Linked DNA regions of Homo sapiens: all the other regions are linked to region 1. Evidence: chromatin contacts called from ENCODE Hi-C or POLR2A ChIA-PET data. All regions are on one chromosome and are shown on one strand. Each heading gives the region's core, a stretch centred on a gene start or an enhancer-like site at or near the end of the contact. The rest is flanking DNA. Distances are from core to core; before and after follow the strand shown.

Evidence for each region. Hi-C counts contacts between places; a loop is a spot of excess contacts on that map. ChIA-PET counts read pairs that join two places held with the same protein, here RNA polymerase II (POLR2A). Pooled maps may share reads with other maps.
Region 2: a loop to region 1 is called in a map of ascending aorta, with 2.0 times the contacts of the local background. The contact joins the promoter of TMEM178A here to the promoter of THUMPD2 in region 1. A Hi-C loop is called at or near these places in 1 of 168 maps with a recorded cell type or tissue (ascending aorta). POLR2A ChIA-PET finds 5 or more read pairs at or near these places in 1 of 52 experiments (Panc1).
Region 3: a map of ascending aorta shows a loop between it and region 1 (2.2-fold over the local background). The contact joins the enhancer-like site here to the promoter of THUMPD2 in region 1. A Hi-C loop is called at or near these places in 1 of 168 maps with a recorded cell type or tissue (ascending aorta) and 2 of 50 pooled maps. POLR2A ChIA-PET finds 5 or more read pairs at or near these places in 1 of 52 experiments (MCF 10A).

The regions. Positions count from the first base shown.
Region 1 is chr2:39,777,464-39,780,871 of GRCh38, reverse strand. It overlaps THUMPD2 (THUMP domain 2 tRNA and snRNA guanosine methyltransferase), which reads left to right and starts at 1,614. Exons shown (of 10, transcript NM_025264.5): 1 at 1,614-1,758. The coding sequence starts at 1,633.
Region 2 is chr2:39,664,198-39,667,605 of GRCh38, reverse strand. TMEM178A (transmembrane protein 178A) reads right to left here and starts at 1,689. Exons shown (of 4, transcript NM_152390.3): 1 at 1,232-1,689. The coding sequence starts at 1,631.
Region 3 is chr2:39,873,698-39,877,105 of GRCh38, reverse strand. No RefSeq gene overlaps it. Among named protein-coding and RNA genes, the nearest start is that of SLC8A1-AS1, 42 kb to the left of the region's middle. Within about 2 kb of position 1,830, at least 4 of the 41 ENCODE cell types and tissues checked have a DNase peak (open chromatin) inside an H3K27ac peak, as active enhancers do; they include ascending aorta, where a contact is called at or near this core.

The DNA of each region.
Region 1 (3,408 bases), core at 365-2,864:
GCCCTTGAAGTCCAAACCCTTGCTTACCCATCTTTGAATCCTCAAGACAGGGTGGTGACTGGCGGAGAATAGGTGTTCAGTATTTGTTGAACTGAATGGAATGCATCCTATCTGCATACTTAACATCTTGGGCACAGAATGTAGAGAGAACTAAAGAGGGTTCCTGTCCTCCCCAGACAGACTTGACAGTCAGAACCCCAAAGTATAGAGAAGTTAAAATGAACTACGGCAGTAGCCCAGAAAAGGAAAACATGTGTCTGAGGGCAAGAAAAGAATTCATCAAAACGGTAGTGTGTGAGGGCTGGGTGCCTGTAATCCCAGCACTTTGGGAGGCCGAGGCAGGCGGATCGCTTGATCTCAGGAGTTCGAGACCAGCCTGGCCAACATGGTGAAACCCCTTCTCTACAAAAAATACAAAAATTAGCCCGGTGTGGTGGGGCTTGCCTGTGGTCCCAGCTACTGGACAGGCTGAGGTGGGAGGATTACTGGAGCTCAGGAGGTGGAGGCTGCAGTGAGCCAAGATCACGTCACTGCGCTCCAGCCTGGGCGACAGAGGGAGACCCTGTCGCAAAAAATAAAAAATAAAAAGCAGCATCAGAAGAGTCTTAGGACTGAACCTTGGAAAAGCTCATGTTATGTGACTCCATGAAGAATTTTTACTGTACGGCCCAGTAGAGCATGAGCTGGGTGGGGGCGGGGGTGTGTGTGGGAGTGTCGGGGGAGGTGAGGGAGTATCAGTTCTTCACCTTAACATCCCATTCTGAAGCACAGGACAGCCCCTTGTCAGAGACACACATGCATTTATCATTTCTGTATAACTGACTCAATATACAGCTACAGAGCTAATTTCACGCTGTTTATCTTGTAACATGGATTCTGTCTATGCTTCCCAAGTAATATTTTCATTTCCATTTTAAAATTCAGAGTTTAGAAAAATGCCTTCAAATACCGTTAGGAGAACCATTCAAATCAGGTGCCCAAAACTAGATGGCACATTGATTCATCTATGGCTGGATGGTTAACTAAGTAGTGCAAGAAATATGAGCTGTTTCAGAACGCAGACGTTTGTTAGAGAACAGGAACTTCTGCTCTCCGTCCTGGAGATTCCAACGTTTGGCCCGATTCTTTGTGAAAACAGACCAGGGCTCCTTCTATGAGAAGAGTAGAGGAGAGGAATGAAGGACAGGAAGAGGACGGAGTTGGGAGGAATGGAGGAAAAGGCATTATGTTAGATAGGGAGAAATCTAGGCTCCAGCCTCAGCTGTGCTGCTAACTCGCTGTCTCTTGACCTCTCTGGGCATTAATTTCCTCAATCTACAAAATAAGGCAACTGGACTGAATTATCAATTCTAACCCTTCCACCTGTGATTCTAACCCATTCTGGTGCCTAATCAAGGAGGGGACAGATGGTCAACCAGGAAGACCCATAGGGGCCACAGAGGGCTGATGCGACCCTCCCAGGCTCTCCGTCTCTCTCACCCTCTCCTTCCCCCTCCCTCTCCCCCTCCCCCTCTCCCTCTCCCTCTCCCTCTCCCCTTTGGCATCACACGCCCCTGCGCGCCGCCTCCAGGAGCGAGCCGCTCGCGCCCGAGGCCACGTGACCCGAAGGCGCGAGGGCGCGCCTGAGCCGCCATGTCGGAGGCGCGTGGAGAGCCAGGGTCCGGGCCTGAGGCTGGCGCCCGATTCTTCTGCACTGCGGGTCGCGGCCTGGAGCCGTTCGTAATGCGAGAGGTGCGGGCGCGGCTGGCGGCCACGCAGGTGAGTTGGCCTCGCTGCGCGCCTGGGGAGGTGGGCGGCCCTGTCCCTGCCCTGTTGCCCACCCCAGTCGTGGACGCGGGAAAGCGTCGCTGGCGCCCCTCTCTGTTCCACGCGACGGTCGCCGACCCCCGAGGTTGACTGGCAGGCGCTTCCGCTCCGGCCGAGAGAAGCCACCATTCCTTTCTTTCCTTGTATAGCAAATCCAGTTCCTCACTTCTCAGGGCTCAAGTTTTTAAGAGAGGTGTTGAGGCAAGTTATTTCCTGGATTCTTTAAAGTAGTAAGTAGTGCCTGTAATTAGAATCTGGCCTGTCAGAGTTAGAACCCTTCGCTCTTTAAATGCAAACATAATCTCCAAGTTCAGTTACCTGACTTTTTGTTAGTTTCTTGACAGTGATTGTATTTGACTACATAGGATTGTTGTGAGAATTAAATTATATAGCGTATGCAAAGTACACTTTAAACACGCAGTAAATAGCAGCCAGAAAAATAATATACTCTTGCAGGCCTCATAGTTATCTGTTATTGATTTCTGTGAAATGAACAAGGTTTTAAGCATCGGTTTAGGTTTTAGAATGTTGAAAACTGGTTTCTTGAAAGTAGGGGATGAAGGTATAATAGAAAAGGTATCTTGATGGGGTGTATGGGACACTGTGAGTGATGTACTCTTGGAAAAGGAGAGCTTCCTAAATGAAATTAACCCCTCCACCCTGGCAGCTCCTACAGTGTGGGAAGCCCACAAAAGGAGTTTCTGCAGTGAAAGGTTGGAGTCGTGAAGAATTATGTCAGTTTTGTTAGACTACCTGCCACTTGTGTTTTGGGTCACAGAATTTAATAGAGTATTGAATGTAGCTAATCTTAAAAAGCATCAATATATAATAACTACTGACATTTATTGAACATTTAATATGTGTCAGGCACATGTTCTTAGATCTTTACCCTATATTTATTTGCGTACTTTTCACAACAGCCCTATAAGGTAGGTGTTCCACATTTAACAGATGAGAAAAATGAAGCACAGGTAAGTCCGAGAATTTATTCAAGTCATGCAACTAGAAAATCGCAAAGATGGGATTCAAACCCGAGCTGGGAAATCAAGAATGAGTATATAATCATGTTCAAACCAGGCCCACTATATGACCATGACATAGGGGTGCGCTGGCTTGTTTTTTTAAATGCTAACTTAGAGTGCTTGGTATGAAAGAGAGAGAGAGCTTGGCCCAATTAATATGTAGGATTATTAGAAAAAGGAAAGACTCTCTGCTTGTTCTCCATCTTCTCTAAAGACAAATGAAATGGGGAAAACTTTATTACCAGGAAGAAAATTCAATTAAATACAGGGAAAACTTTTTGACAGTGGGAGTAATTAAATGCCAGTAGATTTGGGAATTTCCATATTCTGCTCTTGTATGTTTGAAAGATAGATAGGTCTGGAAATGGGATCTGAACAAATAATCTCTGAAATTCCACCCAAGTTGCTCTGATACAAAGTGAACTCTCAAAGTTAAGGCAATCCTGAAATAACAGTGATGACAACTAACATTTATTAAACACTTAAAATGTTAGACAAGTTATGTGCATGTTATGATTTAATCCTCAAAAGACTCCTATCTGATAGACTTTTACCTCCATATTTTACCAAAAAAAGAGAA
Region 2 (3,408 bases), core at 440-2,939, 110 kb after region 1:
CTCTTTTCTATGTCATTCCATTCCAGGCTGTAACTCAACACAAATCCGTCTGTTTGTTTTCCTACATGGCTACTAAATATTAAAATGTACTGATTTTGGACTTTTTCTTTTTTGGCATCATGAGTCCAAGAGAAGAGATGTTGATTTTTTTTTTTAATCTCAAAGGGGAAAAAAATACATTGAGTCAAGTTCTGAAAGTTAAAGGAAGCTTCACAAGTTGTCACACTGAATATTTTTACGTGAATGGGATTACCAAAAAAAAAAAAAAAATCAAACTATCTGATAGCATTCACAGAAGACAGGTGTTGCACAGATTTCAGAAGAACAAATTGATGCTCTGCAACTCAGTGCCAAACAAAACAAACAACAAAAACAACCTGACAAGGTACCACGAACAGAAGACAGAGTGATAAGCAGAGAGTGAGTGCCCAAATCTGGAAAGCTCTAGTTTAAAGGGCGAGGACATTTTCTCTCCTCAGTGCCTGGACAGCGAGGAGGGTGGGGGTATGGGGTCCTCAGGAAGGTTGGAAAGCAGGTGTCCTATCTGCCTCGGGCAGCCTCCACCAGCCTCCACCAGCCAACGATTGGTCTCTGAAGTCTAATCCACACACACCCTGCACTTCAGGGGTATGAAGGAAGGTTCCGGGGCCTCCTTCGCTGCCCATCAGCCCTGCCAGGCTGGGATGACCACATCAGTTCCGTCTGACACCAGCATCCGCACAATACAGGCAAAGCCCCTTCCCTCTCTTCGGAGGTCGGCACCACTTTTCTTCCAAACGGTATTTCCAAAAGGAGCACAACTTGAAGGAAGGAGCCCGGGTGAGAAAAGTCGAGTCTTTGACGGTTAGTCCCCCTCACGGGGAGCAGCGTCAAGAAAAGACACACATGTCAGGCAGGTGTACAAAGGCAGAGAAGGACGGGGAGAGAGAGAGAACCGGGGAATGGGAGGCGAAGGCAGGAAAGAAGGAGACAGAGGCGGGAGGTGCGGCACGGACTTGAAAGGACGCGCAGGATGTGGACGAAAGAAGAGAGTCAAGGAGAGGGAGAAGAAGGGAGGCAGTGGGGAAAGAAAGGGAAGAGATAAAGACTGGAGGCGGCGGGAAGGATGCAAGAATGCCCAGGCGCGGGGCCGCGGCTGGGAGGGGGCTGCGGGGACCGGCGCGCCCCTGGGAAGCCGCGGGCTGCGCTCCACGCGCGGGCGCCGGGGACGCGGGGTGCGCCCGCCGCTCACCTTTCAGGATGAGGGTGTCGATGTCCCGGTCGATGCCCAGGAAGTAGCACTTCCTCCAGAGGCCCGAGTAGGTGGCGAAGAGGGGCCGGCCGCACTCGGCGTCCAGCCCGCCGAGCCCCAGGAGCGAGCGCCAGGACTCGGGGTCGGCGCGCCCCGGGCCGCCCGGGAGCAGCCGGCGCCCCAGCGGGGGCGAGTCCCGCAGCGGCAGGTGCGACAGCGGCATCAGGCGGTTCTTCTGGTCCGGGGGGTCGGCGCCCGCGCGGCTGCGCTCGCAGCTCTCCTTGTGGCGCCGGGGGTCGGTCTCGTACCAGTGGTCGGTGAAGATGGCCGTGACGAGCAGCCCCAGGGAGCACAGGCTGAGGCCGAGGCTGAGCGCCGTGACGAGCGCCCGCGGCTCCATGGCTTCCCGCCCCGCCGCAGCCGCCGGTGGGCTCGCGCGCCGCCGCCAGACACAATGCACTTGGCCCCAGCTCTCCGCCCGCTCCCTCCCTCTTCCCCCCACCTGCCCCCCACCTCCCTCCTACGGCCTCCTCGCCCTGCGAGCCCGGCCCGGCTCGCTCCCTCTCCCCTGGCCTGATCTCGCCTCCCACCGCCCGCCCGCCCCCGGCCCGGCCCCCGGGCTCCTAGCCCTCCCCCGCGCCGCTCTCGCTTTCTTGCCCCCCTCCTCTTCCCCAGCCCCCTCTCCTCGCCCCGGCGCCCCCCACCCCGCGCACTCCTCTCGCCCCTCTCCCTACCTCCGATCCACAGTCCGCCCTCCTCTCCAGCGACCCCCCTTCCCCTTTTAATCTCTCCTCGCCGCCCTCATCCTCCTCTCTCCCCTTAACCCTGTCCCTACTTTCCCCCGACTTTTCTCCAACTCTTCCTCTCACACTTTCCCCCACTCATTTGCTCCTCTGCTCCCCGGCTCCTGGTGCATTTATATCCCGGCTCTGGACTCGGTGCCTCTCTCCACCTACCCCTCGGCACACCCCTCCCGTCCTCTTCCCTCCAACGACCTTAAAAGACATCCACCGACATAAGACTCACTCTTGTCACTTGTCCAAGTTGATTTTGATCAGTGTCCCGTTTTGTACCCAGGAGCAAATCCCATCCAGGTCGGGCTGCGTGGTAGCGTTTAACTCCTTGGAATCTTGATCTGGAGTCCGAAGGTCCCTTTGTCCTGCCGCCTGCCGCCTGCAGGATGAAGCCTCTGAGACCCCTAGGCAGCCAGCTCTATCTGTCGCGGCTCTTTCCCTCTCACTTGCCCATCGCTTAGCCTCTAAGCATTCTCTCTGCTCAAGCCCCTCTTCTGAAAGAAAAAGACACCGAGTGTCAGTGGAGCGATAGAACGATGACCAGAGATTTTTCTCCCACTTCATTTCAACCTGCTATGAGATGGACTTCTTTTTTCGTTGACTACGTCCATCTCCCGCCAGACTGACTGGCCTCCTGGAATTTCTAGAAGAGCCTGGAATCAATGAACCCTGGCAGTGGCACCTGCTCCATGAGGTGATTATTGCCTTTGCATACAGCAAGCCCCCAGTAATAAATCAAAGTAATGATTTTCTCCTGTGCAGGTTTCCTTCTTGGGCTGGGGGGTGGGGGTCAACAGCAAAGCAATGCTACACACCAAAGTCAACACCTGAGCCTGGGGCAGTTCTTCCATCTTCCAGTCACAGAGGTTACTTCCAAGAATGGCAGGCAGATTCACATTTTCTAAAATGAGGAAACGCTAGGACCCGGGGTGCTAAGAGTTAATCACTTGTGCGGTATAGTCAGTCTATACCACAGAGGTGCAATACACTCGTGCCACTCAATGCCCTTGTGGTCATGTCAGAGACAGAAAACCATGCTGCACTGGCCCAGGGATGAAAATGCTTGTGTTCTTATGCTATGAAATATTAATGATGAAGAAATTATGAGGCATTCATTACATGCTAAATGTCATTACTCCATGATTTAATGGGACTTATTAATTAGTGCCCTACATCAATTGGTATTAATATGCTTTATATCCTTCCTCTAGGATGACATCTGTAAAGGTGGTATAAGGCTCTTGCTGGGATTTATTTTCATTGCTGTTTGTGTTTAGCATCTTCAGAGGGTACATTTCCAGTGAAGATCGTGTGCCTATTCTGAGCGGTTCAGTTCATAGATAGATCACTTAAGCAAATCTTTCAGTTATATCAGACCCGCAT
Region 3 (3,408 bases), core at 581-3,080, 96 kb before region 1:
CAGCATGGTACTGGTACCAAAACAGACATATAGACCAATGAGAATTTATTTTTAAACAAAAGAAAACAGCCCAGTCTCTGTGGCTCACACCTGTAATCCCAACACTATGGGAGACCAAGGTGCCTGGATGACTTGAGGTCAGGGGTTCAAGACCAGCCTGGCCAACATGGAGAAACCCCATCTCTACTAAAAATACAAAAAATTAGCTGGGCATGCTGATGTACCCCTGTAATCCCAGCTACTTGGGAGGCTGAGGCGGGAGAATCACTTGAACCCGGGAGGTGGAGGTGGCAGTGAGCCAAGATTGTGGCACTGCACTCCAGCCTGGGTGACAGAGCAAGATTCCATCTCAAAAAAAAAAAAAAAGAAAGAAAGAAAAAGAAAAAGAAAAGAAAAGAAACAAAACCCAACCAACAAACTACAGCAACTGGTTGGAGATTATTACTCTATGATAATAAGTTAGTGCTTAAAATTTTCTTCCCTGTTTCCTGGTGGAATCTTTCATGTTAGCATCATATAATCCACACAATGCCTCTTTGAAGCAGGTAATAGTCCCATTTTATAGTTAAGGAAGCTGAAGCTAAATATAGTTACTTGACTTATCTAATTATCCAGCTAATAAGTAGCATATCTGCCACTCTAAATCAGGTATCCTGATTAAATCGATTGTTGTTTGCAGTATTTATTCTTAAACTTGGGTAAACATGAGAATCATCTGGAGAAGCTTGTTACAATGTAGATTCCCAGAGGTGGACTCTGTGTTTTTGGTGAGCCCCCAGATGCAGCCAGCCTCAGGACCTACATTCAGGAATGGCTGTGACAGACTTTCTATGACAGCTTCCCAGAGATCTCCAAGCTGACCACACAATCTCAGTGGTCCACAGTCTTATGCACTGATTTGTCTTGACCAAACTTCAGTCAGTCTTCTCTTCTCCCCACAGATCCCTGAACTTTGGCTTCCCTCCAAGCCTGACCTAGCACTAAAATACACAACATCAGTACTTAATAGCCCATCCTGAGAATGGGCCGATGACAGCAGAAACCTGTCAAACCACCATCTTGCTGTCTGTTTACCTCCACCTAATTGCCCAATTTCCCCTACTAAGTTCCTGCTATCCCTGCTTACCCCATCCCACAAATGTCTTTTTCTGTTTGGTTTTGAGATGTCTGTAGATCCTGAGATTAGGGAGCTTACTATTACAATAGCCTCTTTGAATAAAGTTTCTCCTTACCTAAGTCCAGATTTGTTTTTATTTGACAAAGTCCTCAACCACTGACCAAGCTCAAGTTTCACTGAAGCTTCTTCACAGAGGAAGAGATTTGGCAACACCATTTGGGGTTCTTTTTGTGTCTGCAGCAAGCTGGCTGGGGACTTAGCCCATCAACACCCTTGGGATGGCATCACGGGCCAATACGTATTTAACTATAGCTCACCGTGGACCTTTCTGATCTTAGCTTCAGGACTTTATTCCTGGCATTTGGACATCATGTCTGTGGGGACCCTAAGATGAAAAGCTTTCAATGTCTCCAGTTTTTCTCAGAATTCAAAGAAGGTATTATACAAATGTCTGCTGTGAAATATTTCTTTCCCAAGATGCACCAAGCATCCACATGTCCTTAAGAAATGTTTGGCCCAGTTGCCAAGGCACCTCCTGTCAAAGCAATCTTGAAAACTGACATTTTTCTTCCAAGGAGCTACCTCCCTTGGCTTTTGCAACTATCCAAGGTTGAGACATGCACTTTTCATAAACTATGACTAAGCAAAGTCTAAACAGTCCTGGGCTGCCTCCTTAACTCTCCTTCTCCCAGCGGAACACTTGGCCTTTGCTTTGCAGAGCTCTTGCCAAGAAATCACCCAGGCACTTACGATGCAAATTTCATGGGAAGAGAAGAGCACCAAAGAACAAAAATAAAAGAACTTTCCTCTAAATGTAAAATCCCTTCTCAGAGTTAGAAAGCATTAGGCTGTTCCTAGTCTGGTGCTTAAAATGACTTCATTTCATAATTGTTTCTATTAATAATTATACAATAATGCCCTATAATAAAATTCTATGATAATGACAACTTCAAAAAATCCTTATTCTTTTTTTTTAAATTATGACTATCGGCCAGGCTCGGTGGCTCACCCCTGCAGTCCCAGCACTTTGGGAGGCCGAGGCGGGTGAATCATCTGAGGTTAGGAGTTCAAGACCAGCCTGGTCAACATGGTGAAACCCCGTCTCTACTAAAAATACAAAATTTAGCCAGGCATGGTAGCAGATGCCTGTAATCCCAGGTACTCAGGAGGCTGAGGCAGGAGAATCGCTTGAACCCAGGAGGCAGAGGTTGCAGTGAGCCAAGATTGCGCCATCACACTCCAGCCTGGGGACCAAGAGCAAGACTTCGTCTCCAAAAAAAAAAAAATATATATATATATATATATATATATATATATATATATACACATATATATATATACATATATATACACATATATTACTAACATAGAAAAAGATATGCAGTGCTACCAGCACAATTCTGAAGAAACTCTACAACACGGCTTTCTGAGTAGGTAATGGCTTTTTGTCTTTACTATTCCCGTAGGAGGCTCAAAAGGCTAAAAGAGTTGACCAGTTGGTTAACACAAAGCAGCATGTGTTGACAGGAGGAAAAACCCTTGAGTCACAATACCTGGGTTTAAGTCCCAGCTCACCACCATCCAAGGCAATAACGATCTTAGGCAAGTCACTAAACTACTGCAAGCCTCGATTTCTCAATCCATACAAGTAAGCACAAATAACATACAATCCAGCCTACCTCATTTGATTGAGAAGAGGAGGGAACTATTGCTTTGTTTTAAAAAAGCAGAGCAATAGATAAATACAAAGTATCATCATCCTGGCCTTCAAAACATCCCATTATGATTGGTATGTACCCTTCACTGTACATCTCCAAAGAAAAGAAAATAATTCTTATCTTTGTAATATATCCCCAAGTCTTCATGAACGCTTTTGTCAAAAAAATGAAAAAATATGTGCAGGTGAATGTTGGTACATTACCAAATATCAAAGTATATACAAATCTAAGACAGTGTATATCATAAATTTAAGTACAACAGCACTTCTTTGTCTAAATCTTCATTTAAACTCTTTCGGGTATTAAACAATCCATTAACATAACTCAGTAGAACTGGTTATGCATAAAGGCACAGATTTTTTGCCTTTCTCGTAGACCAGAAACTTGCAATATTTTTCCAAATAAATCTTATCATAATGTCTTAAATATACTTGTATTCCTCATGTTGGACCTGCAATGAAGAATTATTGTACTATCAGCATTTCACAAAATGCTGATAATACAATAAAAATTAAATAAAAATCAGAGGCACAAAACAAATCAGTCCAAAAAAAGCTTTTAAGTCTGCTATAT